Linked DNA regions of Homo sapiens: all the other regions are linked to region 1. The links are chromatin contacts, found by Hi-C or POLR2A ChIA-PET in ENCODE. All regions are on one chromosome and are shown on one strand. The core of a region is the stretch at or near the end of the contact, and the rest is flanking DNA. Distances in the headings are between cores, read along the strand shown.

The links. Hi-C counts contacts between places; a loop is a spot of excess contacts on that map. ChIA-PET counts read pairs that join two places held with the same protein, here RNA polymerase II (POLR2A). Pooled maps may share reads with other maps.
Region 2: a loop to region 1 is called in a pooled map, with 2.6 times the contacts of the local background. The contact joins two enhancer-like sites. A Hi-C loop is called at or near these places in 1 of 168 maps with a recorded cell type or tissue (PC-9) and 2 of 50 pooled maps. POLR2A ChIA-PET finds 5 or more read pairs at or near these places in 2 of 52 experiments (CD4-positive, alpha-beta T cell and activated CD4-positive, alpha-beta T cell).
Region 3: a pooled map shows a loop between it and region 1 (3-fold over the local background). The contact joins the promoter of HTR2A-AS1 here to the enhancer-like site in region 1. A Hi-C loop is called at or near these places in 2 of 37 single-sample maps with no recorded cell type and 4 of 50 pooled maps. POLR2A ChIA-PET finds 5 or more read pairs at or near these places in 2 of 52 experiments (PC-3 and activated CD4-positive, alpha-beta T cell).

What each region holds. Positions count from the first base shown.
Region 1 is chr13:46,982,703-46,985,298 of GRCh38, reverse strand. No RefSeq gene overlaps it. Among named protein-coding and RNA genes, the nearest start is that of HTR2A, 87 kb to the right of the region's middle. Within about 2 kb of position 1,303, at least 5 of the 41 ENCODE cell types and tissues checked have a DNase peak (open chromatin) inside an H3K27ac peak, as active enhancers do; they include PC-3, where a contact is called at or near this core.
Region 2 is chr13:47,214,608-47,217,203 of GRCh38, reverse strand. No RefSeq gene overlaps it. Among named protein-coding and RNA genes, the nearest start is that of HTR2A, 320 kb to the right of the region's middle. Within about 2 kb of position 1,308, at least 2 of the 41 ENCODE cell types and tissues checked have a DNase peak (open chromatin) inside an H3K27ac peak, as active enhancers do.
Region 3 is chr13:46,850,850-46,853,445 of GRCh38, reverse strand. HTR2A-AS1 (HTR2A antisense RNA 1) reads right to left here and starts at 1,306. Exons shown (of 2, transcript NR_103752.1): 1 at 1,220-1,306. All of the region lies in intron 3 of HTR2A (5-hydroxytryptamine receptor 2A), which reads left to right.

The DNA.
Region 1 (2,596 bases), core at 54-2,553:
ACTCACATTTCTGGTTTTTTTAAATGAATTTATCAACCAAATGTGATTAGGTACAGGCATGTTTTGTATCTGCAGAATCCAGGAACAACCTCTACCATTCTTATAAATCAAAGATTGGTGAGCTATCAGTACTATGGTCTGAGTATAGGGAAATTCAACTAATACATTTTGTATAAAACCAACCAGAGGCAGGAATAGGCTGTTTATAATTTAAAGAGATTCATTCAACCTATACTGACCTTTCCTTCTCTATGATATTTAAATTCACATACAACACACTTGATACTTCTCTAATAGTTACATATCTGTTAGTTTTTCTCCCCAAATTATTCAATGTTTTTGAGAGGAAACAGAATTGTTTGAACTACATTTAATGAACAAATACATTTCTCTCAAAAGACTATCAGTGCCAGGCATGGTGGCTCACACCTATAATCTCAGCACTTTGGGAGGTCGAGATGGGGAGATCACTTGAGATCAGGAGTTCGAGACCAGCCTGGCCAACATGGCAAAAACCCCTCTCTACTAAAAATACAAAAATTATCCAGGCTTAGTGGCACACACCTGTAATCACAGCTACTCGGGAGGCTGAGGCAGGAGAATCGCTTAAACCCGGGAGGCAGAGGTTGCAGTGAGCTGAGATCATGCCAATGCACTCCAGCCCGGGAGACAGAGTGAGACTGTCTCAAAAAAAAAAAATGTTTATTGAAGTTCCGATGAAAATTAATTTGGAGTAATTGAGGCAATAGAGTGAGACTCTGTCTCAAAAAAAAAGAACATTAAAATTAATTTCATACTAATTAAATCTAATGTACAAACTAAACTTAGTTTCACCTCTAATTTAGTCTTTACATATATGATTCCCAAGAAAAATACCACAGGTTACAGAAATCCAACTATTTCAGTTTCAAAGGGGGAAAAATAAGCTATTATATGACAAGCTAGTCAACAGATTCCTAAATCAGCCAGTTATTACTGATGTTATTCTTTTCAAGGGAAAGTAGACTATGCCAAAATTTTCAAAAATACAAATGTATATTTAATCCAAAATAACACTGCAATGACAATGATCTCAGTACCTCAGGATATACTCAGTAAATAAACACTTTCTGGCTGATGAATAGGTGCAGAGGTCAATAATGTGCTCCTAACAGGACTGCTCTTACATGAAAGGCATGATTCACAAGAGGAAGTTCCTGTTACTACACCCCAAAGGGTTCTCAAGGCCTGAATGCCTTCCTAGAGATACTTGTGTTTGCATGCCAAGCCATCACATAAAACTGAAAGCACAGAAAAGGTCTCACAGGTGTCTTAAAGATACAAGTACAGCAGGACAGCAGAGGTGTAGTGAGCTGGTAGCTGGACTCGGGATCTGGAAGATGGAAACAAAGAGTATAGGGTATGCCATAGGTCTCAATATTATAATGTTGGACAAAAGCCTGTGGTTGAAAAGATAATGAACATGCAGTTTAGTGACCAAAATAAGGGAGTGAATGTACGGAAAAACATTTTTCACAATGCCTACCTTACAGCATGTGCATGATAGGTGGTTTTTTAATGATTTTGTAGTATATGGGATCAGAAGCCCTGTCTGCAAAACTCCATACAAGGTCCCTCTCTCCCTGCCCATGACTACCAGCCACATTCTGAAAGGAATGGGTATGATGACCTGCAGGGGGATCGATGCCAGATACTAACAAATTATACCCCAGTGAAAATTCAGCAGAAGAGAGGAGTTCAAGATGGGAAAATCCCTTCTCATTTGGACCCACTTGGTCTCTGCAAAAAGCCATTCCTGCCACCAGCACCCAGTGGGCTGTGCTGTTCATGGGGGATACACAGCCTGGTGCTAAATGGAGCGCTGCTGCTAAAATCAGCTTATCACAGCTCTGCTCTTTTCTTCTTTTGACCAAGCTTGCATCACAGGGACCACAACAAAGAAAGGGCTTCCTGCATTTTGCAGAAGTGAAAAAAGATCAAAGATTCAGTCTGGGACAGACCTGAGAAGTTCAGTGGCCACATATACAAAGCCAAAATCGATGTACAGTCAGAGAAGGGAACCTCAGATTTGAGATTGAGACTGTGATGAAAAGTCCAGGCAATCAATCTAGGTCTGATAAATCAGTTTCCTAATTTTACAGACAGGAAAACCATATTTGAGAACTATTCCCACGTGCCTTCACCAGCCAGTAAAAGAGGGACAAGAACCCTACCTACCAGGGCCCAGTGCCAACATCTGTTCTGCCACAGTGCTATTCCTCAGAACAAGGGTTAGTGAACACACCTGGCTAGGGATGCTAAGGGCTAAGGCAAGTTCTGGTGAAGCTTCCCTGAACTTCCTGTTCCAAAACCAATCACCCTCCTCCATCCATGTAAAAGGGAAGGACACCTATTTCTAATTTCAGACCTAGCTCCCTCTATACTTTTACTCACCCCTTCTTACTGCCTTACACCAGGGAAACCCTATATTGCATAGATACACATCTATATATAATGTTGTAATTATTATTCTATGTCTTTTCAAAAGCAAAGATAATTTGTTTTAAAAAGGCAAAACTATGGAGACAGTACAAAAGCTCAGAGGTAGCTGGGGTTT
Region 2 (2,596 bases), core at 59-2,558, 230 kb before region 1:
TTGAGGCAGCAGCATGTTAGAGCAAAGTTTCTGAACAGATGTAACCTAGTCTGTTACTTAGAGGCTCTGAATAGGAAAGCATTTCTTAACATTTCTGAGCTTTCACTCATTCATCCATAAATTATAGATTTAAAAGGTACCAAACTCCCAGAGCTGTTGTTAGGATTTGATCAGATAATATATGCAAACTTCAGAATGACTCCTACACTTGGCAAATCTTGTTCTTGTTATCATTATTCTGAACTAGTAGATCCTGAAAAGAATAGCTTGATATCAACATGAGGATGTCAATTACTATATCCCATTATCCTATAGAGCATGCAATCTCTGTCCAATTTGAAAGAGATCCTGAGAAGACATTCAAAAAAATAATGTGAAATTAAATATAGTTTGGCCATATTGCCCCTGAATTAACAGCATTATGTCTTTTACACTGAAAATTCAATCCAGAGTGTCATTCTCACATCTTGTCTGTTTCTTTTAAATGATGTTAAGCAAATGATCAATCAAACATGCTTAGGGAGACAGCTGATTCATCCTGACAACTAAAGGACAGGACAGTTTGTGTTAGAGACCAAAGTTTCCTTCTGTCAATAAATGACAAATAGATAATTACAACTCTGAACTTATGTTTACTAAGTCTCTTACAAAGCCTCACTTTGGGGCTTATAGGTAATGCATACAAAGTAGCCTGGCAAAGATATATTGTCTTGTATCTACACCTGCTGATTTCTCTTTCAAGCAGAGGAATCACATGCTTGTGGCATGCAGAATCACTTTCATGTCATCTTAGAATGCCTGTCTCTCACTTGAGCCTGCAGCTAATTTAACAGTATGACTCAGATACAACTATATTCACTAAAGGGAACTAACAACAATCATCTTCCTTTTAACGTTGAGTTTATAATTATCTTCATCAGACTGTCTTAAATATACATTAGTCACACCATTTGTTCTCAAAAGTTGTATGTCTTTTTTTTGCGGGGGTGGGGTGGGGTGCTGATTTTGTTTTCCAAGTTAGGTAGAAACAACAAATTAAAAACAAAATACCGCATCTTTGCTGATGAGGATATGCTTCCCAGTGTCTTGGACAAGACCTTTTCTCACAAAAAAACACCAAAACCTAATTGGGGAAAACTGAAAAACCAAGGAAGTTCTAGATGCCAAACCACAGCCTTGGGCACAAGGCAGAGACTATATGATCCTTGGGCTGCAGCTGCCCCCATGAAACTAGCCTCCAAACATCTGCTACTAATGTGAGTCAATTGATAAGTATTCAAAGAATTAAAGTCCCTGGAGGGAATGTCTAACTGGCCAATGAAACTCCATCAGGTTCTATGAGAGAGGCAGCAGTGGGAGGTGATAAGAGGCTGGCGGCGGTAACTACCCTCCATCTAAGACCTACACACAATTGAGTGTTCTCTTCAGAGGGAAATTGGCAGGCTATAATTTAAAAAGGGGAGGAATGAAGATAAATACTGGACACCCCCCAAAATGATAAATATTCGCTATGAGTAGTGATAGTGATACTAACAGTGATCCCTTTTTATAGGATTTTAACTTTATAAAATACTTTAAAACAATCTTATTAATTACCTCTAAAAACCATATCATTATGCCCATTTCACCAATGATGTAACAGATGATGTTCAGATAGATTAAGCCATGGTCACATGGCTTCGGTATGATTGGCCAAAGACTGGTATATTATGCAAATAATGTACTCACTCACTAAAGAGTTTTTGAATAAACAAATGAATGATGACCTTTAAAGAATCATGTAAGCATTACCTCTTGGAAATAGCTTCACAAATGAAAGAATTATTTGAAAACATTTAGTCCAACACTTTATTTTAAAATACGGGAAACAAGCCGTGAGTTAAAAGGACAAATACTCAAGGTGATGGTTATCCTATTTACCCTGATGTGATTATTACACATTGTATGCCTGTATTAAAATAGCTCATATACCCCATAAATATATATACCTATTATATACCCCAAAACATTAAAAATTAAAAATTGATTCAAATAAGACAAAACAATTAACATTAGAATTCTGGTTTACTGAAATTCAGTAACTTGCTTTTATTCTACATTGTATTAACGTCCTTGAGTCCCCTGCTTGTCCTCTGTTGGGTATTACTGTTTTCAGCCCATGAAAGGAAATAAGCATAATGTAGTCCATGCTTTCTGGGACCTCATGTGAAACTTGGAAGTCAGTGTTTCTTGTGTATCATCCCAGCCTTGAAGGACTTTTAGGGTGCTTCTGATGCTGCTTGAGCAATCCAGGGCTCTTAAACTCCTGCTAATTCCCTTCTGTAAACCCTGCATCCTGGTTGCTACCAACCTTGGAGAGTTCTTTCTCCCACATAGATCCCCCTTTTATTACTTTATTACACATCCACCAGAGCCCACAATGGGACAGTTACCAAAAGATCCATTCCAAAGCCTTTGGCTATTGGGTCAATCTAGAACGGGAAGTTCCAACTGAATGAGACAATTGTGATTACACTTTCTCTGTTGGTAGTGTGAGACATGTGTCCCCATTGGAATGTATTCCATAGCGGCAAGCATCTAGGGTAACTCTATTTCA
Region 3 (2,596 bases), core at 57-2,556, 130 kb after region 1:
AACAACCACTGAGAGCACACAGCAAGGGAAGAGAGCAACCTGCTGGCTTCTGAGCTCTTTCTCCTCCCAGCCCAAGGGTTAGGGGATTGGGAGTCAGAGAAGTGGCCCAGGCAGATGAGTATGGAGGTGTCCAGCAAGATGTGGACAGATGGAGGATCTGGGAGCCCACATTTCAATGCTAGAGGCCATCTGCCCTAAGGTCCACCTTCCCCTTCTTCCTAATCAAGATCACCAGGAGGCGCACAGGCTGTAACCCCTTCTCCTGGTGTACGATATTAATCACGGCATCTTATATCCCCTGAAGGGGATATAAAGTCACAAGAAAAAATTTCTAGGCATATGAGAAGCACAAACTCTATAAGATACTGACAACAAGCAGACCAACTTTTACCTAACAATTCAGAATAATGCACTATATTAAGGAGAAAAAGAAAAATCAGATAAGAATTACCAGGAACTTTATAGGAAAAAAAAAAGCCCTAGAACTATTATAGGACAGACAAGACCTAAGTAGATAAAAATATAACATGTTCAAATTATTGAGATAACTTACCTTTGTTAACTGTAGAACTAAGGTGTTCATTTTCCACCAGATTATCTACAGTTTCAACAGTTTTAATCCAAAAGTTAAAATTTTTTGAGGAGCATGACTAAGTGATTTTAAAATGTTTATGGGAAAACAAAAGTTCATTACACCCATAGCTTGTATGTGGACAGGCCAAGGAAAGAAATCAGGGCTTCTGTCTCCCAGTCTGGTGCTAATTTCACCCCACCTGTCTACAGCCGTGAACTGCATTTTAACAGCACATAAAGAAATATACTGCATGCAATGCCGCTCCTCATATCATAGAACAATTATCTTAATCATAGGAAAGCTTAGAAGTTAACACATCAGTCTGAATGGCATCATAGCTCATCGTTTGTCCCTTTGACAAAGAACTTTTGTAGCGAATGCCACTCCAAACACACAGGGGCTAAGGCAAGGCTGTTACCGCAGTGGGAAGAGGGTAGCACTCTGTGTAAGCAGACGTGGCCAGCCCAGCCGAGAGAGCCCCCCTTTGCTGACTACCTCCAAGAACGTGGACACCTACAGTGCCGCCCAAGCGCCAGAGCGAGTCCCGGCAATGTGTGCCAGCTCCTTAGTGCTGCTGTAGCAATGACTACAAACTGAAATGACACCTCTGCTGTTGGCTTAAAACAACACAAATTTATTACTTACAGTTTTGGAAGTGAAAAGTCCAAAGTTGGTCTCACCAGGCCAAAACCAAGGTGTCAGTAGGGCTGCGTTCTTTCTGGAGGCACTAGGGAAAAAATATGTCACTGGCCCCTCCAGCTTCTAGAAACCACCTACACTCCTTGGCCCACGGTCCTTTTCCTGTTATCTTCCAAGGTAGCCAGTACAGATTGAATCCTGCTCTTATTGAATCACTTTGACCCAACACACCTTCCTCCCTCTTCCACTTTTAAGGAAATCTGTGATTACATTGGGCCCACCTGGATAATCCAGGGCACTCTAATTATTTCCAGCTCAGCTGATTGACATCTTTAATTCCCATCTGCAACTTTAGTTTATCCTTGCCATATAACACAACATATTCACAGCATCCAGGAGTTAGGCGTAGGCATCTTTGGGGACCATTATTCTGCTGATTACAAAATGCATCAGATTCAAACATTTAGCAGGCTAGAGCTAACACCTTCCTTATTACTATCACAAAATGTAGAAAAGCGGTGAATATATCATCGGGAAGTTTGCAGCTTATTTGGCTGGATCCACAACTGCCTTTCATGCCCAGAATGTTGCTAAAAGGAGAGTCTCTCTCCCAGTTACTCTACATCCATCCTGCCCTTGTAAAGCCACCTGGAAAACTGAAGCAATTTTTCAGAAATCCCTGTTTCCATTATATAAATATTCCGTGCGAAAGTGTTCTTTTGGTCTGACTTATTCTAATAAATGCTCCCATTTAACATGCATATGTGTAATCCAGCAAATTAACTTCTCCACAGGATATTAAAGTTAGTGTGTTTTGTGCTGTATGTATCTGTGCATGTACTATGTTTGAACCAGAATATACAATGTATCAAGGAGCTCATTCTTTATCTTTTTCCTGCATTTTCTTATAAACTATTTGGCTGATTAGATTTTTACTGTGACTTTTGTTTCTTATGTCTTTTAAAATTAGAAATTACTGCCATATTCTCTAGAAAAGTACTATCCAGAAGAAATAGAACTATGAAGATATGAAACTGGTTTTACTAGGAAACACACATATACACAGACACATACACACAAGACATAGTGTTTGTACACCCAGGCTCAGTGATTCAGAATCTTTTTTGTGTTGCAGAGTATTGGGATAATTACCTCTTTCCTGAAAAATGTACGTAGTCACATGAACATGAACTTTTGCACTCCTTTTCAAAGGGTTTCTGCCCCATCCTCACCCCCACCCCAGAAATCATCTATAGGTTAATTTGGAGGAAAAACATTCAACATCAGCACAGGTACGGGACACCAATTAGCTGGGAACCATGGAAAGAAAATAAGCATTGTAAGAAATAGCAGAGAAAATTGTAATTTCAAAAAATGTTGATC